2 separate regions of the Homo sapiens genome follow, and region 1 is linked to region 2. The links are chromatin loops, found by intact Hi-C in ENCODE. Cell type or tissue: Panc1. All regions are shown on one strand. Each heading gives the region's core, and the rest is flanking DNA. Links, peaks and the distances in the headings are about the cores only. Region 1 overlaps NAALADL2 (N-acetylated alpha-linked acidic dipeptidase like 2). Region 2 has its middle 450 kb from the start of NAALADL2.

Region 1 (15,935 bases), core at 7,104-11,103, 600 kb after region 2:
TATTTGCATATGTAGGTCATGGCTAAAACCCAGTTTATAGTGGTATCATTAAATTGTATCTGTATCTGTTAGCAGTAGTGAAGAATAATCATCTATTAGAAGAATTAAAACTATCAACCTTAAAAATATTGAACTTTTATCAGAAAATCTCATATCTGTGGCATTATCCTGCCTGAGAAATATAAAGACATTATGATGACTGCAAAAGACTAAAACATGCAATTAAAAATTTAAAAATAAAAATGTAAACACAATTGTTATTGATACATTTACTACTGGTTTTCCAGTATTTAGGGGGCACTGTTAATATTTCTTTACTTAGAAGTGGAACAAAATAACATTGTTAATAATGCATCTGCTCTATTTTGTATCTAGGAATTTAACATAAATGTAAAGTATTTTTCCCCAGTCCATTGGTCTTGCATTATAAAAGTTTTCCAAAATTAAGTTTACTTTTTTAACATTTAAAAGCAGGCTAATGATAGCAGCTAATAGGGGGAAAATTGTATGTTTAAAAGGTGAATATTTTTCAATTTCTTCTATAAATATTTATTTTTAGAATTGTCTTTCTGTAATGTACATGCTTTTCTTAAGAAACCTTGGCCTTGACATTTATTAGATTTATTTGAACTGTATTAGCTTTTGTGTACTCCAATTTACTGAAGAAAGCATATTTCTTACGGTGCTTTTCATAAATCCATCAGTTATTCATAGGCTAACCCCTTAATTAGTGCCACTGTCCACATTATTCTCTGATATTAAAACAGTATGGTAGCTTTATCAAAATAGCAAAGAATTTAATTGAGGGTAAGAGATGTTTGTGGAATGCTAAATACAGTTGTAAGTCCTGAATTGTACCTGATAAGTAGTTGCAGTAGCATTGGCTAATTAACTACTGAAAGTGCATATGTAATGTTAACTGAGACTGTTCAAACTTTGGACACAGACATTTTTCAATATTAAAGTTATTAAACTTCTCAATATTAAAGTTATTAAACTACATAAACATAGATAAACATATATATAAAAATTTTGCTTTGTGGGCTTTATTAGACTTTGCAGGCGGATACAACAATACTTTCTTACTCCAAATGGAGAACTTCTAGTTTTAGTCTTAATTACCTTTTCTTGGTGTGCCAGATAGGTATATTTGAAAAAAGTAATAATAGTAAATTAGCTTTTAACTAAGAAATCAGAAGGATCTAGTGTCTATTAAAAGAAATGTAAATTAATTCTCCAGTTCACTGATCTGCCTTAAATCTAAAATATAAATAAACTTCAGCTAGTAGCTCAGTTCAATTTAACATTCATTTATTGACCACCTTTTATGAACCAGGTTCTTTGTTAGGCTCTGGAGACAAAAAGAGAAATAAGACATGATTCTTGTCCTTGAGGAACATTCAGTTCACCTAAGAAAGACCGATCAATAATTGCATAATGTCAGTACAGTGTGCTACTGCAATAGAAGTATATGCAAGTCTATGCTCAGCCTGAATAAACCATATGATTCTTTTTGAAGCTTTGCTAATATTCTATAGAGCAGGGGTTGGCAAACTTTTCTGTGAAGGGCCAGATAGTAAATATTTTCAACTTTGCTGGGCATACAATTTCTGTCACGAGTACTCAAGTCTTTCAGGGTGGCTCAAGAGTAGCCATACATGATAAATAAAAGAATTAACGTGGTGAAGCCATACCAACCTCCAGTGTATGCCAACCAAGTAACTGGTGCCTGCTACTGGGACTGGACCTTTAACCTATTTACCCTTTCCATCACACATACTTTATTCTTTCTTCCTTACTCTCTGTTTTCTTCTCGTTATTTTTTCTTTCCTATACTGATTTGAAGCTGGAATCCATAATCTTAATTAGTCATGCTTAAAGTACTAAAATCAGATTTCAGTCACTTATTTTATAAGAACTGTGCATCAATATTAACACCAACCATTTAAAAATGTTTTTGTATGCAGAGCATGCTCAAGTATATTATAACTCACTTAATCCTTAAAACTACCATGAGAGGTAAATATTATTTTCTTTTTACATATATAGAAACTTGACCTTAGAGAGGCCAAGTGGTTTGTTGAAGACTGCACAGCTAGCAGAAGACAGGAAGCAATATGTTAATTGTACTATATCACAGAAATGACCTTTAAAACACTGCGGCATGCGCAGAAAACTCCAGTCCCATTTATGGGATCCATAGCTAGGGTGGCCAATTAACCTGTCATGGTTTGTTTGGAAGTGAGGGGTTTCCCAGACAGGAGACTTTCAGTGCTAAAATGAGGAAGGTTCCAGTCCAACCCGGACAATTTGGCCACTATGTCAGTAGCCCCCAGTTCCTTGATTCCAGTGCTTTTCAAATTTCAATGTTCATAAGAATTACTTGCAGATCATGTGAGCAAAATCCTGATTCAGACTCTGATTCAGTAGGTCTAGAGCCTGGGAATCTGTATTTCTGACAAGCTCTTAGGTAATGCTAGTGCTGCTCATCTGTTTACATTTTGAGTAGCAAAGTATCCTTGCCCCATCTTGGGGCTCACTCCAGATCTCATGAATCAGAATCTACATTTTAATATAATTTCCCAGGTGATTCACACATTCAGATTTAAGGAGCTCTATTCTGCTCCACTTCTGATTGGTGTAAAGGATTCTCATTTGGGCATATTTTTCTTGGTTTAAATAGGCTTTCCTAATATGAAGGTAAAGCTGAATAACTCCTTTTGCCAATCTGAGTTATTTCATTCTTTTGGGAGTCCAGATAACTCTTTTCTTGACCATTTACTTATCTGTTCATTCCTTGTTTTTCGTAATACCCTGGAACTTTCTTAAACTCAATTATGTAAGCTCAGTCTTGGGTGTTCATTTCTGTGCCTATTATTCTGCAAAAGAAAATTATTCCACGTGAAAAAAAAATCAGATGCTCAGCAATTTATTTTCAACTGTAAATTTGTTCATCAGAATATAGTACAGGTTGAGCATCCTAAGCTGAAAACCCCAAATCTAAAACTTTTTTAGTGCCAATCTGATGCCACAAGTGGAAAATTAAACACCTGCCCTCATGTATTATGTTACAGTCAAAACACATGCCTACAACAGTTTCTTTAGTGGGTGGCCAAGGAAAACAATAGACTCTTCCAGTCTCCTTCAGCTACAATGTATCTTTTCTGTGCACACTTAAATTTCCCTATGCAAGCATGCCCAAAATAGGTAATAAAATGGCATGTGTGCAGGCCACATGCACTAAGGGCAAGTTTCCCATGATACGTCCCATGTGGAGCCAAGACCTATGTGCATTGCCCATTACCTAAAAAAAATTTAGGTACTTTTTTTTGTTATTGTTGTTTTTGCTTATTCCCTGCTCTATGTGTAAAGATATTGTTGAAAAGGTCACAAAGACTTGCAGATACCCCTATGGGTAACAGTGTCAAGAAAAAGAAGAAGCATTTGTTTTATGTATAGCGCAGAAAGTCAGAAACTAGACAGTGGTGGAGCAAGTGAGAAACATCTTATAGAAGATTATATTGTTCGAATGACCACTATATATGACCTAAAAAGCAAAAGGATGAACCGTTGAAGTTCCATAATAAAAGTGATGAAGAGAAGTTAATGAAAAATAGAAAAACACTCCTTAAAGCTAAAAATGAAGATCTCGATCGTGTATTGAAAGAGCAAATCCATCACCGTTGCAGTGAACCCATGCCACTTAATGATATGCTGGTCATGAAACAAGCAAAGATCTCTCACAATGAGCTGAAAATGGAAGGGAACTGTGAATATTCAACAGGCTGGTTGCAGAAATTTAAGAAAAGACACAGCATTACATATTTAAAGATTTGTTGTAATAAAGAATCTCTGCTGATCATGAAGCAGCAGAGAAATTCATCGACAAGTTTGCCAGGGTCATCACTGATGAAAATCTGATGCAAGAACATGTCTACAATGCTAAAGAAACATCACTGTTTTGGTATTATTGCCCTGGAAAGACACTAACTACAGCTGATGAAACAGTTTCCTACAGGAATTAAGGATGCCAAGGACAGAATAACTGTGCTGGGATGTGGTAATGCAGCAGGCATGTATAAGTATAAACTTGCGTGACAGGCAAAACCTTGCATCCTCACTCTTTCCATGGAGTGAATGTTTTATGAGTCTACTGTTATGCTCACAAAAATGCAAAGATTACAAGGGACATCTTTTCTGATTAGTTTCATAAACATTTGTATTAGTCACCAGTGCTCACTGTAGAGAAGCTGTACTGGATGATATCTGCAAGACTTTTTTACCTCTTGACACTTTTCTGCTCATCCTCCAGCTGAAATTCTCATTAAAAAATGTTTATGCCATGTACTTTCCTCCAAATGTGACTTCATTAATTCAACGATGTGTCCAGGGTATACTTACAGCAGTAAGAGTAGATCTAGGTTGGGCACTGTGGTTCACACATGTAATCCCTGTGCTTCAAGAGACTGAGGCAGGATAATCACTGGAGGCCAGGAGTTCGAGACCTGCCTGAGTTGTGTGGTGAGACCATGTCTCTACAAAAAACAACAAAAAAGTAAATACTTAATATAAAAGCACTTTCTTGAGCAGCATGCTAGCAGCAATAAACAGAGGCATAGGTGTGAGAGGTTTTCAAAAGGCATTTAGCATGAAGAATGTTATGTATGAAATTGACATTCAGAAACAGTGACTAAAGATGCAGTTGTATAATACATGCCACGTACAACCTCTGGCCTACCACTACGCTCAGTGGTAATGATGACTTTGAGGCATTCCATAAGTTAAATAAGAAAAAAATTGTGTCTGATCTCATTACATATGAAAAAAAATATACCTTCAGAGTCCTTCAGTAAACTGGAAGAAATAGATATGGAAGAAGCAATTAGGCTGCAGTTGTTCATTCACCGATCAGTAGTGAAATAGTTCTGAATCAAAGTTATCATAATAGTGACTATGAAGATGACATCATTAACACTGCAGAAGAAGTGCCTATAGACAACATGGTGAAAATGTGTAATGGGCTTGCTGAAGGACTAGAGCAGTGTGCATTCACAACAGAACAAGCCATCTGTCAGCTTATAAAGTTCAAAAGAGACTTCGAAGACAGAAAACAACAATGAGACAGATGACTGGAGGAAACATTTTAAAAAGCCATCCAGCAGGATGCTTACTCCTCCCTAGTGGACCCAGTTCCAGGACCCTCACCTGCTTCTCATGTTTCTTCTCACCTAAGAAACACACAGAGTGTACAGTAACCTTTTAATCGAAACATAGCATTGGCCAGGAATGGTAGCTAATGCCTGTAATCCCAGCACTGGGAGGCCAAGGCAGGAGGCTCATTTGAGCCCAGGTGTTTGAGAACATCCTGGGAAACAAAGTGAGATGCTATCTCTATTAAAAATAAGTAAGTAAGTAAATAAATAAATAAATAATTAGCTGGGTGTGGTGATGCATGCTTGTGGTCTCAGCCACATGGGAGCTTGAGCTTAGGAGGTCGAGGCCACAGTGAGCCATGTTCACGCCTCTACACTCCAGCCTGGGTGACAGAGTGAGACTATTTCAAAAAAAAAAAAAAAAAAAAAAAAAAAAAGCCAAAAACAGTATCATAGGTAGAGACTGAAAAGCTACCAGTTTTTGCGAGTGTGTGGCGTTTGTTTAACAGCTAATTCAGGTATTGTGGGGATGCTACTGTGCTAGTTACCTCAAACACATTATTTTTTCTTATTTTTTATTGGTATTAATGGTATGTCATATTTTTACGTGTGAGGAAGTATAAGAAAATAATTGCTTATCGGTAGTATATGAATTCAGAGTCATGAATGATGGTAATGCCAAACAACCACAAGTTGTCCACGTAAGTGGCTCAGATAGTGACACTTTTGATTTCTGATGGTTCAATGTATAATAACTTTGTTTCATGCATAAAATTATTTAAAATATTGATATCATTATCTTCAGGTTATGTGTATAAGGTATATATGAAACATAAATGCAGTTCTTGTTTAGACTTGGATCCCATCTATCTCTATTGTGTATATGCAAATATTCCAAAATCAAAAAAAAAAAATCCAAAATCCAAAACGTTTTTGGTCCCAAGCACTTCAGATAAGAGATACTCAATCTGTATATAAAATTGTGACAATGGTAAATTACTGTTTCAAAATTCCTCCTCTGTGGCACCTGAAAAACAGAAAACGAGTAAAATGAAATGTATTTGGAATAGGTACTTCCTCTTGCTAAAGTATTGCTTGAGTGTAATGAAAAGGTTATAGAAATTATACTGTCAGTTGTTATTTCTATGTTTTCACTATATGCCCGGCATTGTTCTAAGTAATTTACATTTTAAATCATTTAATATTCAGAAAAATCCTATGGGATAGATACTATTATTATCCCCAATTTTCAAGTGAAGCAGCTGAGCAGATAAAGGTTAATAACTTATTCAAGGTCAAATAAGCTAGAAAGTGGTCAAGCCAGGAATATAAATGACAGCAATTCAGGTCCAGTGCAAACAGCACCTCACTAAGTGTTGACTGTATTTCACCCCTATGCTGGTTTCCTTCATACTGCTGACTACACTTTATAATAACCTATTTTTATTTTTACTTTCAATCTGCCTTCCTCTCAATGTCGAACCTCCTTGTGAAAAGGGATCACATTTGTCTGGCTCCCTGATGTGTTTTAAGTCCCTGAAACATACTAGGAGCTCAGTAAATATTTGTTAAAGGAATAAATAAACAATAAAATATTGTAAGGTCTGTAGTCTACACAAATGCAAAGTATAAGGGGCATAGAAGAGAAGAAGAGAAACTCTCTTCCAAAACACTCCTATATTATGAAATGTGACTGAATGTTGAGTGGATACTTTCACAGCATCTATTGATTAAACATCCATCTGAGACAAATATAACAATTTGGAAAATATTTTTTAAAAAGTTATAAATAAATTAATCGGGGTGTACATACTTTGTTTTATTTTAGATTTAAGAGATCAAAAAGTTGCTTTTTTGCTTTGGCTTTAAAGCAGACTTTGGGCTTATTTGGAAATAATATTGCTGCTATCAGCCATCTTCAGAATATTTAAAAATCATGCTTCCTAAGTTAATTTGTAAGATGTTGCAACAGCGTTTGTCTAAAAGCAGTAAATATGTTTCCAATATACTTTGAAATATTTACTGTGGTTACGATGTGCGCGGTAACAGCCTTAAATACCTCCTATTGAACTGAAATGAAATCTGTGCTTCAAGCTTGCCAGGTTCCTGATCATTATCACCTGTTCCTTATGGTTCCCACCTGGAATGCCTTTTCCCTTGACTAGGCCTGTTTGAGACCTTGAAGCTCTTAAAGGCCCACCTAAAATCCCCCATTTCTATGAAGCTTTCCAAGAGGACTCCAGTCATTCTGATAATTATCTCCTCTGTCGTCTGGCACTTTCACCACTCTCACAACCTCAGATGCCTTATTTTGGAGGTGGAGTGTTCTTTTGTTATTCCCTTTCTTTGTAAGTAATTCTTGTTTCTATATACTATACTTTCCTTAATGCAGCCAATATATTTTATATGTCTTACCATACCCAGAACTGTACAAATAACAGATGTGCAGTAAATACTCTTTGAATGATTCATTTGATTGGAACATTATCTAAAGTTACCTGTGTGTCTTTCTGTCAAAGTTATGCAGAATGTTGTTTACTCCAGAACCTTTTCAAGCTCTTTAAACCTACTTCTAAATGCAGTTATAGCTGGTGCAAGTATTTTTTTTTCTTGTTTCTTTTTTTTCTTCTTATACAACATAGTTTCTTGTGATAGGGAGTTCGAGGTAGGAGGAAAGCAGAAAAAAAAAATTGTTTTTCTGCTAAGTGTATAGGGCCCTTGAGGTTTTTAACAGCCACCTCTAAGTCAGTTGAACAGATATTTTCACTGAAAGATAGGATGTAGTTTCTGAAATATTGAAAAGTTCCTTTGTCAAATTATTATTATATTTACATTCAGTAAAACCCAACACATATTTGGACATACTTTTGTTGAGCCTTTTCTTTTTGGATGTTGTGAGCGTATGACTTATGCATTCTTATACGTATATAGCTTTGTAAGGAGGAGTATACAAGTTCCTTTATAAGTCTTTGATTTTTGACACTTAATTTTGTCATTGTAAAATTCCTATTTCAATTTAATCACAATAATTGCAAAATTAACCTTATTCATAGCTCATTATCTTAATAGAAAACTAGATTCTAAAGGTAAGTAAATAATCTATGAATGCAAATTAAACATTCTGTGATGGTTCTTCCCTTTCCCAAGCCTTGCACATGCCTAATTAATTTCTTTTATAGGATAAAAAAAAAAAAAAAAAAAAAGCTACTCTAAAGGCCAGAAAAGGAAGTGATGTGTATATAACCTATTGTAGTGCTAGTAAATTTTGGGTTAATTAACAAGTATCAGATGGAGACTTTAGAAGTAAGTAGGATTTTTTAAGCCAGAATAGCTGGGAGAAATGGTTGCAGTTGTGTTGAAAATAGATTTACCAGTAGGCTATAGGAGAATATGTGAGGCTGACTTAGGTAGAAAACCCTGAAGGAAGAACAACCACATGGGCTATCTTCAGGCATGGGAGTAGAGTTGGGAAGATAAAGAGATCTCTGGTGAATATCCTAGTTCATTTTTTGTGAGGTCTAAAAATGGTTTCTGGCTAACCATCAGAAAGAAGGCCCCTGGGGCTATAGATTTAGTATGTCTGGAATGAAATTTGAGAAACTTCATTTTAGAAACATTTCCTAAAGACTTTCAGATTATTGGCTAAACTTGAGAAGTAGCGTATGTCCTGCTTATCCTTGGGGGATACATTCCAAGACCCCAGTGGATGCCTGAAACCTCAGATAGGATGGAACCCAAATATATACTGTTTCTTCTTTATAGGTACATACCTACAAAAATATTTAATTTATACTACGAAAAGGTTTAATTTATAAATTAGGCATAGAAAGAGATGAACAACAGTACTATAATAAAATAGAATAATTATGACAATATACCATCGTCACTACTGTTATGCTTTGGGTCCATTGTTAAATAAAGATTACTTGAACTCAAGCACCGCACCACAGCCACCATCGATCTGATAACTGAGAGGGCTTCTAAGTAACTAGCGACGGGGTAGCATATACAATGTAGATACATTGGGCAAAGAGATGATTCATTTCCCGGGTAGGATTGGACAGGATGGCTTGAGATTTCATTACACTATTCAGAATAACACAGAATTTAAAATTTACAAATGCTTGCCCTGGGTGCAGTCTCTCATGCCTATAATCCCAGCATTTTGGGAAGCTGAGGTGAGAGGATCAATTAAGGCCAGGAGTTTGAGACCAGCCTAGCCAACATAGTGAGAACACTTCTATACAAAAAAAATTGAAAAATAAATAAGCCTGCCATGGTGGTGCACATCTTTCCTCCTGGCTACTCGGGAGGCTAAGGCAGGATTGCTTGAGCGCAGGAGTTCGAGACTGCAGTGAGCTATGATCATGCCACTGCACCTCAGCCTGGGTGGCCGAGTGAGACCTCGTTTCTAAAAAACAAAATAAAATTTACAAATTGATTTCTGGAGTTTTCCATTTAATATTTCTGGACTGTGTTCTACCACACTTAACTAAAACTGTGGGAAAGGAAACGGAGGATAAGGAGGGACTCCTGTAATGAGTCCTCAGATTTCAAGAGGCCTGACCCCAGGCCAACTTTGGGACCAGTAATTCAGGCAGAAGTTTCTTATACTAAGTAAAGAGAATCACATAAGCTCCCAATTTACCACTGGCCCAGGCAAAACCAGATCTTGCAGTGGTGGTGGCTTTGTGTTCAATTTTGAGGAACTTGACCTTCATGTTCTAGGCTATAGGGTAATATACCCTACAACGTTATAGGGTAAGGCAGGTTATAGGGTAGGCTAGGGTTTGGAGGTAATCAACCTTCTAGGATTCCTTGCAGTTCCATGTTTGGTCCAGCCATCATTTTTTGTAAAGAGATACTAGAAAATTATATTCCATACAGTGAGCAAACCGAGTACCCTAAGTTCAGTAAGATGCAAAGGAAAGGTTGTTTTGTTTTAAATAAATGCTGTATGTTTATCTTATTCCTTAAAAATAAGTCTTTTGTGAAAAAAGACAAATCTAAATGTAACATTTTAATCATATTCATCTAATATGTAAAATCAATCTGATGATGACCATTTGCTAATGATAAATTTTATCTTTCTAGAGCAGTAGTTTTAAACTTTGGCTGTTTCAGAACCACGTGGAGAGCTTATTAAAATATAGCTTGTTGGGCCTCACTCCCAAATCTCTGATTCAGATTGGGATAGGGGATAAGAATTTTCATTTCTAACACGTTCTCAGATGATGCTAATGCTGCTGGTCCACATTAATCTGAGAACCACTATCCTAGAGGGTAGAGTAAGGACAGAGGAGCAAACAATTTTCATTAGTGTTTATCAGTGTATAGTAAATTTAGTACTTAATTATTGTGAGACAATTGCCCAAAGGATGAAAATGCCACATACAATCATTATATATATTAAAATGTTAACATGGTTAACACGCCACCATAAACGAAAGCCATGTTTTCTAATCCAAAGAAGTAAAAACAGGGACCAAGTGATGTAATCATTGAGCAGTAAGAGTATATGCTGATTTGACAAATTATGTATTATTACCCATGTAACTATTTTGATCTTTCTAAAGAAAAGAATTTACTCTGCTGCCTTTGGAAGAAGTTAAAATGATATCTGCAGATGCTATATGAAAATATCAATTAACTCTTATTTACCTCTAGACTGTTGGTTAGTAACATGGGTTTATGTTATTTTGATTAAGTTTCCTTGCTTCTAGATGAAGACATTGGACCCTCACTGGATAGTCACAAAATACTTTCTTAGTTATTTAATTCATATATGCCAAAAATTCAATAGGAATATTGATTAGCTAATTTTTAAATGCAAAATCTAGGTCTGGTTACAACATAAGCAGCATTTCTTGATTTTTACATTTATGCCGAGTTTACTTATTAGTTTTTATCAAAATAATATATTTATATAATATTATGTAATGAAAGAAATGAAACAAATAAATGTTAACAAAATCACGCTGAAGTAATTGACTTGCTTGCTATGATGTTTCTTGACTATGAGCTTAATCACACAAGGATGAGCATGTTTAATTGACTGGAATTTAATACCACTCCCAATGGCAAAGAGCAGTGATTCAAATTGGTGTGTTTATAATTGTGGGGTGGATCTTGATTAACTCCACACAAAATATTATTATAATCTAATATTATATAACACACAGTTTTAACTTGGCCAATAATGTTGCTTTTAATTTTCATTCCCTCAGATAAACTAAGGGAGTGAAGGAATGATCTTTTTGGCTATCTATAGTCCAAATCAAGTAAAATTTAAATAACAGCCATATGGCCTAAAAGTATTTAGCTTTATTTTTATTTACTCAAAGCCAATTATGGCACATCTTTCAAAGGGATAAGTGTACACTGGGAAATATTTTGCTTAGAGAACATCACTTTCTAAGAGCCTTAAAGCACTTGACCTTCATTTGGCATCTCTAGTCTGTTCTCATCACAGGTTCAGGGATCACCATCTTGCTTCTGTGTTACTGCTTCCAAATGTTTGTTTTGGCAGCAAAATTATCTTAATATAACTTTGTTAAGTGGTCTATTTTCTCTCTGAAATTAAGGAATGTTTATCTCACAGGGTAAAAATGGAGAAACACAATGGTTTTTGTTTGTTTGTTTGAAGTCATGGATTCACCCATCAAACAGTTTTGGGCCAACTGAAAGAGAAATGTGAAATAGTTTTGCTGATGAGATCTTCTTGCCTATGTCTTTTAGTGAAATGATTTGGTGCTTCCATTGGCATCCTTTATCTGAGCTGTCTATTCTAGCCTTAGCAGGACCTTGTCTGCTTGTATAGTCTAGTATCATAAAGCGAGAGTATAGTCTGTACAGGATAGTTCATAGCTCTCAGACAGTTCATAGCTGTAACATTCTACTAGATTCTGCATTTTTTACTTGTTTCTCACATATAATCTACATGATCAACACTTTCCAAATTATGGACAATTACATTGCACAATGTTTGGTATAAAGTAATAAAGAGATTACCATCTTTAAAAAATAAATCTAGGTACTCCTATCAGAATTACTAGATTTTGACTTCTACCAAAATGTCTTGGCTCTTGGGATTTGCACTGTTTTATAATTTACTGCATAACTCACCTCTCATTCTTCCAGAAACTGACTTTTTTCCTCCTTGATCCATAATTTGGGGCAGCCATATTTGTACATAGCTCTATTCTCTTGGCCATAGTTGAGGGGCCCACAGAAGGGCTTCTAACATGATCTTACAGATTCAGCCACAGAGAGAGGGAGAGAGACAGAGAGAGAGGGAGAGAGACAGAGAGACAGAGAGAGAGAGAGAGAGAGAGAGAGAGAGAGAGAGAGAGACTAATTCTGATTATTCCAAGTTTTGAAGCTTGAAGTTGTAATATAATGTGTAATCATTGACCCAGCTTGTTGGTCACTGGACCACTTTCCATGTAAAAATTCAGAGTCTCAGCAACTTTCTTTTCTATCGTCTACAGACAAATGTGATATATAGCAAAAGAGAATAGTAAAGCCAATATTCAGGTAAGCAGAGAAGAGAGTTGGAGAAATGATGGTGTTCAAGTTTGTAGCTCCAGTTGAGTCTGAAGCCTTATTCCATTCTGGCCTATAGCTCAGCTTAATTGTTCACTGAAACACCTCAGTATCCTTCTAAAAGTTTTCTCTTTGGCTTTTTGAGGTCTGAGTTGGCTGGATGGTAGTTGTAGACAAGAAGGTCCTAACTAATACATGAGGACAGCAGAGGCCCCAAGGCGTGCTATGTGCCAAGAGACCCAAATCTCAAGCCATTTTGAGTGTATTACTAAGTTATGTTCCCTCCAGTTTTCTCCCAGCAGACTATCTTGATATCCTAAGACTCTTCTGTGAATCAGGGTGGGATTATTAAGGATTGTTAATTTAATAAAATTAAGTAGTATTATAATTGGGAAACATGTTAAAGCATGCAAAAACTGTAAAAAGCTATCGCCATTACAGTCAATAAGAAGGTTATCAGTTTCATTGCAAAAACCTAATCTTTAGGAAAAGCACAAGAGAAAGAATGTATGGCAATGCCAGCAAAATTAATGAATGTGTTAAGTTTGGGCATGCTGAGTTTCTCCAAGCAAAATTCCCTATACGGGAGACAACTGAGAGAACGTGGACAGTATTGTAAGCTAAGATTCTTTGAGGCATTGTGAATTATTTTATTTATTTATTTATCTGAGATGGAGATTTGCTCCTGTTGCCCAAACTGGAGTGCAATGGCCCAGTCTGGGCTCACTGCAACCTCCACCTCCCGGGTTCAAGGGATTCTCCTGCCTCAGCCTCCTGAGTAGGTGGGATTACAGGTATATGCCACCAGGCCTGGCTAATATTTTTTTTATTTTTAGTAGAGACGGAGTTTCACCGTGTTAGCCAGGCTGGTCTCGAACTCCTGACCTCAGGTGATCCGCCCACAACGGCCTCCCAAATTGTTGGGATTACAGGTGTGAGCCACCGTGCCTGGCCCATAAATTAATTGAGAAATGAAAATGTTTACTCCTGAATTGTCATTGCATGTAGTTACTATCTTCAGTAAAATAATTTTTTTATTTTTGATATTAACGTGTTACGGACATTATATTTTTATCCTTCTAGAATAATGTTGAAAAATTACAGCCCTCAGGCCAAATCTGGCCCACCACCTGTTTTTGTAAGTAAAGTGCACAGCCATGCCTATGCATTTAGTATTGTCCATGGCTGCTTTCACACTACAGTGGAAATTGAGTAGTTGTGACGGGGAACACTTGCCTTGCAAAGCCTCAAAGCATAAGTACCCAGCCCTTTACAGGAAAGTTTGCCAAGCTCTATTCTAAAGATGTTCTTCCTGTTAAATATAAGAAAATCGGTTTTCATTTAAACATATTTGTATAATCTCCAACATTTCAGAAACAAAACCACTTTGTAAATGTAGAAACAGATGTATACATTTTATATTACTTTTGTCCAATATAGCCTAGATGTGTGTGTATATATATATACACAAAAATATATATACATATATATGTACATATATAATATATAAATATATATAAATATATAATATATACATAAATATATACACATATATATAAATATGTAATACATATTTATATATAAATATACATATTTATATATAAATATACATATTTATATATAAATATGTAATACATATTTATATATAAATATGTAATACATATTTATATATAAATATATATACATAAATATATAATATATATTTATATATAAATATAAACACATATATAAAATATATAATATACATATATTTTTATATATATACATATATATATATATATATATATATTTTTTTTTTTTTTTGAGACAGGGTCTTGCTCTGTTGTCCAGGCTGGAGTGCAGTGGTGTGATCTCGGCTCATTGAAACCTCCACCTCCTGGGTTCAAGTGATTCTTATGCCTAAGCCTCTCAGGTAGCTGGGATTACAGGCATGCACCACCACGCCCAGCTAATTTTTATAGTTTTAGTAGAGAAAAGATTTTGCCATGTTGTCCATGCTGCTCTTGAACTCCTGGCCTCATGTGATTTGTCCTCCTCAGCCTCCCAAAGGGCTGGGATTATAGGAATGAACCACTGTACCAGGCCACAAATTTGTTTGATTAATGAATTAATAAATTGCCTAATTCTTATGATAGCTCTCTTGATTAAATGTTCCATTTGAGAAAATTCTTCAAGAATTTGAACCACACCCCTGAATGTTTTCTGACTTTCTAGTCCATCCAGAAGCGGCCCTTCTTTATATACAACTCTCCTGGTCTCGTAAGACCCAGCTCTTTGGGACCAGGGGAGGTTTTCTTAAATTCCTTCCTCTCGCATGTGCTGATTTTCATTCCTTAAGTTTTGATTGGTCCTCAGAACCAAATGTATAATAATAATTTGTCAGAAGCTGAGGCATAGCAGCATTTAAACCTCGATCTTAGGATATTTAAGGTGCATGCATTGCATCAGTCATAGGGTCACACTCTAATAAAACTGGATCAGAAACTAACATCCAGGTTAAAATCCGACCTCTGTCATTTGCCAGGGGTGCTATTAAGCAAGTCATTTAACTTTTACAGTAGCCACCAGGGCTGTACATGATTACAAACACACACACAAACGTGTAATGGCGGGTGTCCATATTATCTTTCCAACCTCATCTTCTATGATTATTCTTCCTACTGCTCCTCACACAGGACAGGTATGCCGTCACCTCTAGGTCTTTGCCCGTGATGTTGCTTCTGCCAGTGATGCGTTCTGTTAGGTATCTGTATGGGTTACTCTCTTATATCCTTGCTTCCTTCCCTGGCAACTATACTGAAAACTACAACACCTACCTGCACCCCCATCCCTAAACACAATCCTTACTCCCTATTCTTAATCATTTTTAACATAATTTGATGTTAAATAGAACACATTTTACTGCTTCATATTGTCTGACTGCTAGACATTAGCCTCTTTTAGCTCAAAATGTTTTTGACTATTTTGTTCCATAATGTATTCCCAGTACATAGAACAAAAGTTTGTCATAAAATATAGGTTGAACAAATGAATAATTGATGCAAACCATTTGGACATGAGTGAATGACACATACCATTTTAAAAGGATTTGGATGCTATAATTAAATGTGGGTAAATTATAATATACCAGAATATAATATTCACCTGAAACTCCTTCTATTCCATTTATTGCAAATGTTTCAAAGTTACTTGTATTTTACAGGATTACAAAATTATTTCTGCATCCCAAACACTATC
Region 2 (15,935 bases), core at 6,535-10,534:
TCCATTTGTTTATGTCATCTCTGATAAAACAAACTTTAAACCAACAAAATCAAAATAGACAGAGAAGGGCATTGCATAGTGGTAAAGCGTTCAATTCAACAAGAAGACCTAACTATCCTAAATATATTTGCACTCAATATAGGAGCACCCAGATTCATAAATAAAGTTCTTAGGGACCATCAAACAGACTTGGACACACAATAATAGAGGGAGACTTTAACACTCCACTGACAGTATTAGACAGATCATCAAGAGAGAAAATTGACAAAGATATTTAGGACCTGAACTCAGCTCTGGATCAAGCAGACCTGATATATATCTACAGAACTCTCCACCCAAAAACAACAGAATATACACTCTTCTCATCACCACATGGCACTTACTCTAAAATTGATCACATAATCGGAAGTAAAACTCTCCTCAGCAAATGCAAAAGAACTGGAATTATAACAAACAGCCTCTCAGACCACAACACAATCAATTAGAGTTCAAGATTAAGAAAATCACTCAGAACCACACAAGTACATGGAAATTAAACAACCTGCTCCTGAATGACTCTTGGGTAAATAATGAAACTAAGGCAGAAACCAAGAAGTTATTTGGAACTAAGGAGAACAAAGATACAATGTGCTAGAATCTCTAGGACACAACTAACACAGTGTTAAGAGGGAAACTTATAGCACTAACTGCCCACATCAAAAAGCTAGAAAGATCTTAAATTAACAACCTAACATCACAACTAAAAGAACTAAAGAACCAAGAGCAAATAAACCCTAAATCTAGCAGAAGACAAGAAATAACCAAGATCGCACCTGAACGGAAGGAGATAGAGACATAAAAAACCTTTCAAAAAATCAACGAATTCAGGAGCTGCTTTTTAAATTATTAACAAAATAGATAGACCACCAGCTAGACTAATAAAGAAAAAAAGAGAGAATATTCAAATAAACACAATCAGAAATGATAAGGGGGATATCACCACTGACCCCACAGAAACACAAACAACCATGAAGAGAATCCCACACACATCTCTATGCACATAAACTAGGAAATCTAGAAGACGTAGATACATTCCTACTATGTACACACTCCCAAAATTAAGTTAGGAAGAAATTGAATCCCTAATACACCAATAATAATGAGTTCTGAAATTGAGGCAGTAATAAATAGCCTACCAACCCAAAAAAGCCCATGACCAGACAAATTCACAGCTGAATTCTACCAGAGGTACAAAGAAGAACTGGTACCATTTCTACTGAAATTATGCCAAACAATTGACAAGTAGGGACTCCTCTCTAACTCATTGTATGAAGCCAGCATCATACTGATACCAAAACCTGGCAGAGGTACAACAATAAAAGAAAACTTCAAGCCAATATCCTTGATGAACATTGATGCAAAAATCCTCAATAAAATACGGCAAGCCAAATCCAGCAGCACATCAAAAAGCTTATCCACCACCATCAAGTAGGCTTCATCCTCAGGATGCAAGCTTGGTTCAACATACGCAAATCAATAATGTGATTCATCACATTAACAGAACTAAAGACAAAAATCACATGATTATCTCAACAGATGCAGAAAAGGCCTTCGATAAAATTCAACATCCCTTCATGTTAAAAACTCTCAATAAACTAGGTATTGAAGGAACGGAAGTCAAAATAATAAGTCATATATGAAAAACCACAGTCAATATCATACTGAATGGGCAAGAGCTGGAAGCATTCCCCTTGAAAACCAGCACAACATAAGGTTGCCCTCTCTCACCACTCTATCCAACATAGAATTGGAAGTTCTGGCCAGGGCAATCAGGCAAGAGAAAGAAATAAAGTGTATTCAGATAGGAAGAGAGGAAGTCAAACTATCTTTGCTTGCAGATAATATGATCCTATATCTAGAAAACCCCATCGTCTCAGCCCAAAAGCTTCTTAAATGGATAAGCAACTTGAGCAAAGTCTCAGGATACAAAATCAATGCCCCAAAATTATGAGCATTCCTATATGCCAACAACAGACAAGCCTACAGCCAAATCATGAATGAATTCCCATTTGCGATTGCCACAGAAATAATAAAATATCTAGTAATACAGCTAACAAGGGAAGTGAAGGACCTCTTCAAGGAAAACTAGGAAAAACGGTTTTTAAAAATGGTATACACCCCCTAAAAAATTACTTTTTTTTTTGGCACTCTTCTACCATTCTATCAAATTTTCTTTCTCTCCTTTGGCAGATACAATAAACCTTAGTTCACTGCATTTAGGTACAAACTATACTTGCTTTTGAATATTTTATTGTTACTTTTATTAACTTGTTTAATTGACATGCTTTTGGTTTTTTCTTTTTCTTTTTTTTTTTTTTTTTTTTTTTTTTTTTGAGACGAAGTCTCGCTCTGTCACCAGGCTGGAGTGCTATGGCGCAATCTCAGCTCACGGCAACTTCTGACTCCCTGTTTCAAGCAATTCTCCTGCCTCAGCCTCCCAAGTAGCTAGGATTACAGGCACACACCACCATGCCCAGCTAATTTTTGTATTTTTAGGAGAGACGGGTTTTCACAATGTTGGCCAGGATAGTCTCAATCTCCTGACCTCATGATCTGCCCACCTTGGCCTCCCGAAGTGCAGGGATTACAGGTGTCAGCCACAGTGCCCAGCTTACATCCTTTTCTATTTGTGAGCATCTTTGGTTACCTTAGGATGAGATGGAACACATAATAAATTTTCCCATTTAAACTAAAGGAAAAATTGTTTAATATGGGAGTTTTCATGTTACAGTTTTCATGAAATATCATTGTTATGCAAATTATAGATGTAATTATCCTTGACTTCTAAACACACAGTCAGATTGTTTCCTACCCTTCCAGAGCTGTGGGTACAAAGCCACCATTGTACAACAGGAATTCTTAGGGAGGTGCTTCTGTTGTGACCTAGGACTGCAATTGCTGTTTAGTCCTTTGTTCCCATCAAGAGAACAGAAAGTGAAAAAAAGATTCACTGTAAGTATGATATTTCAATTGAAAATATTTTCTCTTGTTATCCAAGAATCACAGGAATTCCTGGTAACATTTTGTAGTTTGTATCATAGTGAATTATTTGATAAATTAAGGAGAGGATAGATTTGGAAATTTAAATACAAATTAATATTTTCACCGATAAATTTTACTTGTATTTGCTAATGAAAGTGAAGAGTAAAAGTATTCCAACAGATACAGAGAATGAGAACACAAAAGCGTACCTAATTTCTCCTCCATGGCTTTTCTTTCATCCTTACCTACCACACATTCCCCAGTTTTCATTATGGAATAAAAACATCAAGGGAAAATTAATAGCATACCAGTGTACACGTGTATAAAAGTATATTAACTTGATAAAAACACTGTTAAGTTAAACATTTGACTAGATTCCCCAGTTTACAGAATGCAAAATTATTCTGACTTAAAAATCGTCAGTGCACAAATATATTAAATTTTCAGCCAAACATTGTTTTATTATAACTTTATCCATTTATTTTTCTTTAAATTTAGACATTGTTTTTACATCATTGGAAACAAAATAATTCTATTTTATATGGGAAAACACTGCCTTTTATATCTGTTCAACTACAGTTTAACTAGGAACTCCCTCAAACTTCACCTGTCACCCTATTCTGTTTTGCGTAACTTGTCTAGTCCTGCAAATTTAATAATAATGTATTAGATTAACAGGCAAAATTAATCCTTTTTGTCCCTGATCTAAGAAAAATGGATTGATATAGTATGAACTCACGTGAGGCAATGGCCTATCTTATTACAAAACCATAAACAAAGTTATTGAGCCTCTGGGCCTGGCATGATGATGAACACTGAGTATTGAGAAGAGAACAAAAATGATGACAGGCTCTCTGCCATGCAGATCTTAAACCTAGTGGGAGAGAGAGACAATAACCAAGAAAATAAATGAGTACACAATTACTAATGGTGATGAGTGCTATGAAGCAGACAGGGTGTAGGAAAAGAAGACAATGAAGAGGATGGTTAGGGGAAGTTCCCCTAAAGCCAAGGTGTGAAACTCAAGAAATAGTCCACCACTTTAACAGAGTGAATAAGCAAAGAAGGAACTTGAAAGAGACAGAATAGTATGTTCAAAGACTCTCAGGCAGAAAAAAGTTGAGCACACTCACAGAGCTGGTTAAGCTTCTCCTTTCCCTTTTCTCCCAAGTATGAGAGTGGAGGATTTGAAATATATGAGCCCAGGCCGGGCGTGGTGGCTAACGCCTGTAATCCCAGCACTTTGGGAGGCCGAGGCGGGCGGATCACGAGGTCAGGAGATCGAGACCATCCTGGCTAACACGGTGAAACCCTGTCTCTACTAAAAATTCAAAAAATTAGCCGGGCGAGGTGGCGGGCGCCTGTAGTCCCAGCTACTCAGGAGGCTGAGGCAGGAGAATGGCGTGAACCCCGGGGGGCGGAGCCTGCAGTGAGCCGAGATCGCGCCACTGCACTCCAGCCTGGGCGACAGCGAGACTCCATCTCAAAAAAAAAAAAAAAAAAAAAAAAAAAAAATATATATATATATATATATATATATATATATATATATATATATATATATATATGTATATAAGCCCTGTTACTGAAGTTTTTCCTAAGCATCCTGTATCTTAGGTAAAAACTAGGGTAACTGTCTACCTCCTGTCAGGAATCCTAGAATAGCAACAATAACAGTTTGTGTAGCAGCTCATAATTCAAAAATCTGTATCTTTTCTATAATTCATCTTTTAATTAGAACTTTCTGCCACCTGGTTGACAGAAATGTTATAACAATTAATTTGGGGCTCTCCCTTTCCTCAAGGTATAGACAAAGTACTAGGTAACATTATGGCAATAATAGTAATTGCAGCTGTGTAGGAAAACTATTGTGCAAATGTTGATTTGCAGGCCTGCCTTGCTCTAACCCTGTACATTCCCAAAAATCTTTTCAAGACTGGCCCTTGGCCAACTCCTGGTAAATGAACTCTGACCCCTGGAAATATTCTTCCTAATAAAAGACGTTTTGTATATCTTAGGCATTTAGCAATACAGTACCAGTTTGATGAGATAGCTTATGCTAAAAATGAGATTTATGGTAAATGCCCCTTTTTGTTCTGGGATGTTGTAATCTAACTCAGTATCTGTGGTTGGTCACTTAGGTACTGCATCCATACATGACTGATTTCCAATAGAAATCCTGGACATCACGGTTCTGGTGAGATTCCCTGGTTGGAAATACTTTGCATGTGTCTTAGTTTGTTTCTTATTGCTATATCAGAACACCATAGACTGGGAAATTTGTAAGGAAAACAAGTTTACTTGATTCACAGCTCTGGAGACTGAGAAGTCCAACAGCATGGTGCTAGTATCTGGTAAGGGTCTTCTTGTTTATTATTCCATGATGAAAGAGCAGAAGAGCAAGAGAATATGTGAGAGAGCTTATATTTATAACAAAGCCACTCCCATGATAATGATTAATCCATTCATGAGGGTAGAGCCCCCATGACTTATCACTCTTAAAAACCCTGCCTCTTAATACTGTTACAATGACAATTAAAGTTCAACATGAGTTCTGAAAAGGGCATTCAAATCATAGCAATATGTATTGTCATACATCATTTCTGAGATAATTAAGTATATCCATGCAATTCCACTGGGAGAGGGCACCTGAAAATTTGTACTTAGTTTCGCCTAGACCTTATCCTAGGCACCTTTTTCTTTTGTTGATTTTAATGTTTCCTTTTGCTATAATAAACTGTAAATCTGTAGATAACAGCTTTTCTGAGTCTTGAGGGTAGTCTTTGGGACCCCTAACATAGTACCAAACATTTATATGGTGCTTACTACATTCCAGCCACAGTTCTAAGCATTTTAGCTATATTTACCCTTTTAATCTTTGTCTTAGTCTATTTTATGCTTCTACAATAGAATACCACAGATTGGGTAATTTGAAATGAACAGAAATATATTTGGCTCATGGTTCTGGAGGCTGAAAAGCCCAGATCAAGGGGACACATCTAGCGAGAGTCTTCTTGCTGTGTTATCACATGGCAAGAGATAGCAAAAGAGGCCAAGATGAGGTGAAACCTACTTTTATAAAAAACCCACTCCCACAGTAACAACCCACTCCCAAGATAACAACGTTAACTCATGCATGAGGGTGGAGCCCTCATGACCCAAATACCTACCACAAATACCTAGCATTAGGCTCCACCTTACAATTTTGTGGCATTGGAGATTAAGTTTCCAACACATGAAATTTGGATTTTGTGTTCAAAATTCCAAAATATTAGAACCATAGAGATCCTGAAAATCATTCTTTGAAGTAGGGAATGTGTTTAATTCTATTTAAAAAATCAGGAAACTGAGGTACAAGGGGAATAAATTATTTGTCTAAGGTCACAGAACCAATAAATGACAAAGTCCAAATCCAAACCCAGGCAATCTACCTCTAGAAGTTCGATGGATACCTGACACATTCAAATGCTGGGTTAAAGCACAGAAGCAGGGATGGAAAGCCCAAAGTGTTTTTGAATAATGTATCCATGCCGGTATTCACCAAAGTGTCATCACCCTGTCGTTCTCAGGTCATTCATACTCTCTATTTCTGTCCTTGACTTTCTCAGGTCATTCATACTCTCTATTTCTCTGCCTTGTTGGAAATCCTGGAAACTATGTATGTGTCTTTGTCACTGTGGGTCAAGTTTACCTCCTAAGTACCTATTCAGCCACAAACAGCAGACAAGCCCTCAAGCATTCTTGTTCAGAAAGCAGAATATGCCTATACTCTACCCCTTTACTTTTCTCTTTACTCTCACCTAGTTCTCTAGTTAGAGGGCAAGATTGGAGAAAAGCTCACTCTCCACCACTTGGAGTTCTCACCATTCCCCAGGGCATATATATTCATGAGGTAAATAAGGTTTAAAACGGCTAACTTATTTTTTCCATCCAAATGTACATATCTAATAAGTTGTAGAAATGGAATTGGAACCCAGTCAGTTTGAGTCCATAACCGGTACTGGTTAACATTTGCCATCCAGCTCTTTAATGCAGATAGCTAAGCTGTTCTTTAAAGAGATAGGCATTGGAGAGAATGAGGATAGAATTGCATCCATGGAAAAGGGAATTACTATAATACTGATTGTACTGTATACCCCTTACCTGATTTTAGAACATGTCTTCAAAAAGTGCTGGTGGGTGAAAGTGTATCTCAGTGGAACGCCAATCAAAAGAGAAAATTTTAAACCAGAAACGAAAGAGGTTGGGGGTAGAAAGAGGGAAGAAGCTGGGCCTCAGGCAGTAGAGCCAAATACTGGTAACAGAGCAGTGAGTGACTCACAAATGGAATGTTTTGGCAACAGAGGAAACCCTAGGACCTGGAGAGCTAACAAGAAGAGAGAGATCAGGCCGGAGCGGTGGCTCACGCCTGTAATCCCCACTCTTTGGGAGGCCGAGGTGGGCGGATCAACTGAAGTCGGAGTTCAAGACCAGCCTGACCAACATGGAGAAACCCCGTCTCTACTAAAAGTACAAAAATTAGCCGGGCGTGGTGGCGCGCGCCTATAATCCCAGCTACTCGGGAGGCTGAGGCAGGAGAATCGCTTGAACCATGGAGGCGGAGCTTGTGGTGAGCCTCGATCGTGCCACTGTGCTCCAGCCTGGGCAACAAGAGCAAAACTCCGTCTCAAAAAAAAAAAAAAAAAAAAAAAAGAGAGAGAGAGAGATCCTGCAAGCACTGACTCCAGAGTAATCTTGGAGTAGGAAACTTCTAGTTACCACGATAAATGCCACTGCTCAGCTGCAAGAAGAAACATGAGGGAAAAAGCCCAATCTCATTCATGGGCAAATAAAAGAAATACACCTAGTCCCAAATATTTGGATCTACTGATATATTGAAATGAATATTAACTTTAATAGATTAGAGCCAAAAATAAATACTATAGAAATAAGACAGTTATAATAGCTGATTTATTAACCATTTGCAGGCACTATTTTTTATTTTGTTCATGTCACTGAATATTATTTTATTTGCTTACAAAAATATAATTTTCTTGCGAGGAGGAAATTTTCTGTCTTGTTGACTGCTGTGTGTTCATTAACCAGAAGAAGAGTTGACACAGAATAGTGGCTCAATAAATAAATATTTGTTAGGTGACTAAGTGAATAATTAAATAAATGGTGGAGAAGTATTCCAGGGATTTGTCCTGAGCCTTAAGGGAGGGAGATTAAAATAGAAGGTGACAGGAATGAGAGAAAAGTAAAAATATTCCAACTCCAAAAAGAGAAAAGGCAGCCTCATCTTTGCCATGGCATTTGGATGAAGATGGGTGTTAACAGTCTCGTCTCACAGCGCTGAGAAAAATCATTACATGGCTTGGTCACAGTTCAGTGGCTTGAACTGATTGACTAGCCTGAGGGGAGAATGGCTGTATCTTGAGCCTGAAACACACAGTGGCTCAGTGTAACACTCATTGATAGCATCAGCCACTTTAAGAGAGAAACCCTACATTCAAAGAAAAGGATGGAGTTAAGGTGAGGATAAACAGAGATGTGATCATATTTGAGTCACTCACACAGAGAAAAAGAAGTTTGTACTGAAGCTATAGTAAGGACAAAAATGGTAGCATATTAGAAAAGGAAGTGATTTGAGCAATACTACAATTCTTGAAATTATTTACTGAAGGCTTCAGCCAGAAATAATTGTGCATTTCTATTGTTTTCCTTTTTGCTGCATTATTGATTTCTTTTTTATGTCTTTAGGCTGATGGACTGTGGAAGTATAGTTATTAAATTGTTCGTTCCCTAATGAGATGGGCTCTAGGTCACTGATTCAAATATCATTAACAGCTTTAAAGATAATTTTTACTTAATATGGGGAGTATTACTCATTTTCTTCCTTCTTTTTCTTCCCGTATCTTTTAGGTACATATGTAACATAGCACCTCAGGGTATAGAAAACCAGAAACCTCTGGCATTTTTTGTTAAATAACTGATATATCCAATTGTTTCTTCCAAAGAGGTGGGTATAACCTTCCTCTCCTTTCCATTTCAAAATTAGCTGCACATTCTTGGGACCATGTAAAATATTGACCCTAGCTGTGTTATGAAATAAATACCTTGAGAGGAAATTTGAAACCAGGAAAGAATTTTAGCCAACAGTTTGACATTGCCTTTGACTAGCTCAGGGCTCAGTTACTACATGAAGTCATTGTACCATTCAGATACAAAGGCATTTCCCACCAAGCTCTAAGGACATAATATCTGCAGGGTCCATGCTACCTGTTCTTAGACCTAGCATTGTCCAAGATAACTTTAGCTAAACTTGAGTGGTTGTAAATCAGATACTTTTATTCATGCTTTTTTATCTACCCAAAATGCAGACTTTCCTGGCATATTACTCGGTTCTTTCATTTGAAAATCTATTCTGCTCATTCCAAGCTATCTTTCCTCTTCTTGTTGACTGCCTTCCAAACCCTTCTTCTTTGTTCTCTGGGGTCACCATTCCACTGTCAATTTTTTTTTTCTGCATATTCGTTCTCTTCAGAGAAAATTCTCTCCACGTTCTTATTTTAAAGTAGTGTTTCCCAAAGATGATTTCAGACTATCCATGTATAAATATTTAAATTTTAATACTTGCATTTTATTTTAATGTATATTCAAAAAATATATATCCATCATGTCTGCACATACATATATTGTCATGTAAGAAATTAAAGGAAGTATTTTGATTAAAGAAAGAAGGGAGGAAGGTAGAAATTGACTTAAAGAGAAACAATGAGAAATCAGTAGTATACATAGAAAGTAGAAATGACAAAAATCTTGAATGACTCAAGTTTCAAAACTGCTATCTTAAGTAAAACTAATTTTCTATTGAAAACTCCAATTTCACTGTAACTTCTCCAGTGTATGTTCTACTTTCTCATATCCCAGCTACCACAGGGCCAGGAGGTGACAAGGTATCAACTGTATTCTCTCTCATTATTCTTTCCACATCTTGACTTTGTCTGCCTTCATTTGAAACTGGTCTTCTTTGAAGCTCACATCTTCAAACCGTAACACTCTATAAGTCCCATTTTTTTCTCTGTAGACCATTGTCCTTCAGATCAGTCTCTTATAGTCATAAAAAGCTTGAGCATCCATCTCACAACCTTATACTTTTGTGGTTAGTGTGTATATGTGTGTGTATACTGTTAATAAAAGTGATACACATCCATTTTTGAATACTTTGCATATACAGAAATTACTACTGTTAATATTGTTGAGGACCAGAAAAATGATACCCCAAAGTATGGCACTTTGGCATGCTGAGCACTTTGAACTACAGAAAATGAAAAGGTTTCAGAAGCATCATCAGAACCAAGGATTTTCTGACCTCCTGCTTCTCTCCCTAAGTGAAGGCTGAAACTCTCTCTGAAGTTCCCTTATCTGAAGCTTCTTCAGAAGGAAAAAAATTGCCTTCAATCGCCTCCTGAAATTTCATTAACCAGGGAAGATTAAAATCATATGGCAGGAAGGAAGACTGAGGAGTGTCACCACACCTAAACAGACTTTGTCACAAGCTATTGTCCGTTTATAGGTCCCATACAATTTCCTAAAAGAATCATTGACACACTATTGTCTGTTCTTTTTTTGGGCCCATTCATCTTTCTAAAATTCATTTAGACTCCTCAAAATTGCCTATATTCTGCCATCTTCCTCTCCCCTATGCAAAAGGGCATATAAGTTTCTCAACCTTGGACTCATTGGGAAATCACTTCCCTGTGATTTCCCTGTGCATATAATAAACTTGCTTTTTTTTTCTCCTGTTAGTCTATTGACAGTTTATTTCAGCAGACTCACATGTAAACCAAAAATAAAATTCTAAGCACCCCCAACCAACTGAATAAACTCCTCCTCTTAGCCAAGGGCATTCTGAAGTTAACCTGAAACACTAGTTCAGGCCATGAGAGTAATGAGTTGTCAGACATGCCTCATTCTACCTTCCTCCCTTTGGAATTCAGGCAGAGCTGACTAGCATTAACATTAAAACATAGACCATGAGAATGACAATAACAGACTCTTTGTAGCAATAAGATACCAACATGACAGTAGGCCCTAAAAGAAATTATTTTGCCCCAAAATACGGTTTTTTGACACATTTTGAAATGACCCTGCAAAGCTGTCTCTTGCAAAGAAAATATACATTTTATACAGAATCCTCTTCCTTTTCCAGATATTTGTGCTGATCCAGGAGAGAACAACTGATTCAGGCACCTTTTTAAGTCTGATAAGAAACATTTACAATCTATTCTCTCTGAAGCCTGCTACCTGGAGGTTTCATCTAAGCAATAAGAACCTTGGTCTCCACAATTCCTTACCTTAACTTAAACACTCCCTTCTGTCTATTCTAAGTCTTTAGATAAACTCTCTCAACCAATTGCCAATCAGAAAATCTTTGAATCCACCTATGACCTGCACACAACCCCCTCCACCCACCCCTGCCTTGAGTTGTCCCATCTTTCCGAACCAAACAAATACATAATACATCTTACATGTATTAACTGATGTCTTGTATCTCCCTAAAATGTATAAATTCAAGCCCAATCACCTTGGACCCATGTTCTTAGGATCTCCTACGGCTGTGTCATGGGCCATGGTCACTCATATTTGGCTCAGAATAAATTTCACAGAGTTTGAGTCTTTCCATCAACATGCACCTTAAAAGGAGAAGGGAAAATTCCCTTCACCCCTACAACATTATTAATGTTTTGTCATTTTTGTTCAGTTTTTTTGTACTTTATCATTTAACAGTACATCCCCAAAACTTTTAGATGTTATTAAAATGTCTTTATAGTATAATATAACTAATCCTTAATAGCCTAATATAAATATGCACCACCATTTATCCATCCATTTGTTGAATGTTTGTGTGATAATATATTTTCATGATTATATAATTTTTGCAATAAACATTTTTATGCATTACTCATTGTACCAGTTTGAATTACTCCATTAGGCTGTATTCCCAAGATAAGAGGTCAAATGTCATGAAAAAATTTGCCTGTAACAGGATAAACTGAGGGCTCCCAGGGGTATTTATAAAGAACAATAGGTGGTTAGAATGTTGCTAACAACCCTGGATTTAGCACTTTTGTTATCTAAAGCTATTTCGTCAGCTCTCAGGCTTTTATTATGCTGAATGGGCCATGGGAACTGAATGAACTTTTTGAGAAGTCCAAAGTTAGAAATGCTGGGAATAGTAGGAGCAAAAGTAGGAAAGGAAAAAGATGTAAATAGTACCGGGGTAGTGAAATTTTGTGAGAAATTTGTTTAAAGGGAATATAATAGGATTTAGGAAAAATCTTTTACATGGAACCTACATTCTCTTTTACAAAAAGCTTGTAATGTTTGTTCACACTCTGTCTTCAAGAAGTTCAGACAGGTCACATGGAAATTTACTAAGGCTGGTACACAAAGGCTTATAAATGCAAACTTCAAAAGAATATCTGCAAAGCTTGCATGCTATGAATCTATAAAGTAGGTATGTGGGTTAAGGATATAAGCTTTTGGAACACAAAAAGCCATAAAAGAGGCTTTTAGCTACTGCCTGGTGGTTTTAAATTTGGGAGGAGGAGGTAGAGGGTGGGACTTATGGAGAGGCCTGTAATGATAGTTTCCAAGTTTAGATCTTGAGAAGAACTGGATACAAATATATGCAATTTTCAACAACACCCACTTTCCTGTAAAAAAGGGTTTGATAATTTCTAATGAGGCAGTTTAAGTCTAACATTTTGTTTAAGACCATAGACTCAAGCACCATGCTACCTGGGTTCAAATACAAAATAATGAAAGGTAAAAAATGAATAAAAATGGTTTACCTATATAAGCAAAGAGAAAATAGGAAAAACAACCCAGTTTTGAATTCAGAATCATGTAAATGTCACACATATTTTCAAAAAAATAATAAGTCCAAAGGATGACAGAACAAACCATCCCCAAAATTTGAAAACAAAGTGAAACAAATAAACCTAAGTAGGCTGGGTGTGGTGGCTCATGCCTGTAATGCCAGCATTTTGGGAGGCCGAGGCGGGTGGATCACTTGAGGTCAGGAATTTGAGACCAGCCTGGCCAACATGGTGAAAACCCGTCTCTACTAAAAATACAAAAATTAGCTGGGCATGGTGGCTCATGCCTCTAATCCCAGCTACCAGGGAGGCTGAGGCAGGAGAATGGCTAGAACCAGGAGGCGGAGATTGCAGTGAGCCTAGATAGCCCACTGCACTCCAGCCTGGGAAACAGAGTGAGACTCCATCTCAAAATAATAAATAAATAAATAAATAAATAAATAAATAAATAAATAAAATAAACCTAAGTATATATTGGTTGGTACCATAACTGCATGGACAAGAATTATTTCAAATACCTTTCAAACATGTTAGTTTGACTCTGCATCCCAAAGCATAATATCCTGACTCTACATTCTTGTATCCTCAGAAAAACTAACTGAAAAAACACTGAAATTGTATTCAGTGGTATTACGCTAGTAGTAATGTTGGTGTCGTTATTTCAGTATTTGGTATGTTGGTATTATTATTGTTAATGGAAAAATCAACCTCTGTAAAATATTTTAGAGAGGCTTATTCTAAGCCAGTATGAGTGACCATGGCCTCTTGAAACTGTGTTTCAAGAGGTCCTGAGAAAATGTGCCTTAGGTGGTCGGTTTGGTTTTATACATTTCAGGTAAACAGGAATTGTAGACAAAGACATAAATCAATACATGGAAGGTATACATTAGTTTGGTCTGAAAAAGTGGGATATTTTGAAGCAGGGGCTTATAGGTTATAGATAGATTCAGAAATTCTTCAATTTGGAATTGGGTAAAGAAGTAAAGCTTTGTCTTAAAATTTGGAGTTAGCAGAAAGGTATTTTTATGATAAGAAAGTCTGTTAACCAATTGACTGGGTCAGAGTGACCTGTAAGTGTGTGTGACTTAACCCTTGTCCGGCATGGCCTCAGGTCCTGTTTATAATTGGGTATCTTATTGTCACAAAAAGTCCATTTTGTTAGTCTTATGATCTCTGTTTTAACATTAATGCTGGTTGGTGGTTTTGCCTAAATTCCAAAAGGGAATGGGTATAATTATGCATATCTGACCTCCCTTCCTGTCTTAGACAGGAATTCTGTTTTTAAGGTTTTTCTGGGGTCCTCTTGGCCGAAAAGGGATCCTTTTAGTTGGTGACGGCTTAAGATTTCTAATTTATAAATGCAAACTTATTTTGAAATTTTCATGTACATTATTATATACCTTATGTACACACATACTTATGGTAGGATAAAGCAAATGAATAATATACTTATGTCATTATAAAATAAGGATTTTCAAAGAAACAGAAAAGAGATACAAATATGAAATCAAATAAATTATGAAATAAACCAAAACTTAAGATTTTCAATGTATTTTTTCTAAAAAAAAGTTTATTTCCTAACATCATTTGCCAAACGTGAAACAAATAGTGTAATAAAAGATGACAGCAATAGATCAAAATATATATCTTGATATAGATATACAGATATAGATATATGTTAACATCATAATAATATTCATAAAGAAACTTCTTAACTTCATAATGATATTCAAAAGGAAATTCATATATTGGCTTTGATGATTAATAAGACAAGAACTCATTATTATAATAATAAAAGAAGAAAAGATAACATTTATTCTGTCTTTCCTATTAAGACCGTATTTCAGAATACTCAAAAAATGTATGAAATTTCCTCTTTAGAAAAGAATAACAACTAGTAAATTCAGGAGTAATATTAGAATTGAAACATCACCACTTTGCACCTTGAATTAAATAATAAATGCTAAAACTATTAGATGAAAGATTGATGGGAAAAATTTTTAATGGATAGATGGCAACACTTGATCCATCTTAACCTAAATAAAAATAAGAGAATACATTATGTTCTTCCTGATGCAATAGGAAGTTCAGATTATATCACCTCTCTATGGTCTGTTATTGCCAAAAAAAGAAAAAAGCAAAGATGAATCTAATCAAATCTGGATCTACTGCCAAATTATTGCAAAAACATGGGTGTGGAGAAACATGTTAATTAATACTACATTCATATAATCAGTCCAGTGAAAAATATAAAAGATTCTGCAGTATAAATGATTTGGCAGATATAGTGAGAAATGGCATAAAAGGGGGTGGGGAGAGTTAGCATGCAATACAAACATGCTCACACCACGTGCCCACTCCCATAGGTCTAAATACATGCTTCTTTTCTAGTCCTACTTGATCCCAATCTTCCAATCTTACTCCTTTCTGACTTCTCACCAGAGAGCTAAACCATTAACTATTGCCTAAGAGTTCACGTATACCCTTAGTTTGGACGACTTTTCTTATTATACAAATGAATGACCAAATGAACTGACAGATACTCTGCCTAAGGGATTTTCCTCACAACTGTCTGTCAGGGACATTCCCAAGTAAGGGGTATAGTAAAATAGCAGTTCATTTTCCACCGGTAACCATGTATCAAGCCAACCTATCCATGGATCAAACTCAAACTGTCTTTCTCTATCAGCTGGTAATGGAGAATTCCTCCCATGAGGCTAAGGGAGTGTTGTTAATGCAACATTTTCAGGTGACATGGAGGTCCAAGCCGTCTTTCTTGAAGCTTACTTAAGCTCTCTGGACTTAATTGAGCCCAAAACTTTAAATATAACACTTCCATTTTACAACAGATCGCTGCTGAGGTTGCCTAATGTTATGACTTGTTAACTAATGGTCTAACTCAGTTCAAGATAGATTATTTTATTATGTGGTCATTTGATGTTCTAGGTTCAGAAGATTGGTTTCTATGTGAGTCCAGTAGTATACCAAAAGCTGTTTTTCTTTTTCTTTTATTTGTTTCTTTATTTTAGAGACAGGATCTTGCTGTAT

Evidence for each region. A loop is a pair of places that touch in the nucleus more often than their neighbours do. Peaks named below come from ENCODE experiments on the same cell type or tissue, not always from the same donor. Only the 100,000 strongest peaks of a DNase experiment are listed, where the experiment ranks them.
Region 1: it touches region 2 in a loop (5-fold over the local background); 1 of 110 quality-filtered maps calls a loop at or near these places.

Annotation. Positions count from the first base shown.
Region 1 is chr3:174,998,816-175,014,750 of GRCh38, forward strand. All of the region lies in intron 1 of NAALADL2 (N-acetylated alpha-linked acidic dipeptidase like 2), which reads left to right. Among named protein-coding and RNA genes, the nearest start is that of NAALADL2-AS3, 110 kb to the right of the region's middle. In Panc1, for the core only: no CTCF peak of the experiment used is centred there; no DNase peak of the experiment used is centred there.
Region 2 is chr3:174,401,135-174,417,069 of GRCh38, forward strand. No RefSeq gene overlaps it. Among named protein-coding and RNA genes, the nearest start is that of NAALADL2, 450 kb to the right of the region's middle. RefSeq lists an enhancer at 11,833-12,444. In Panc1, for the core only: no CTCF peak of the experiment used is centred there; a DNase peak (open chromatin) is centred at 8,439; H3K27ac peaks cover 430 bases.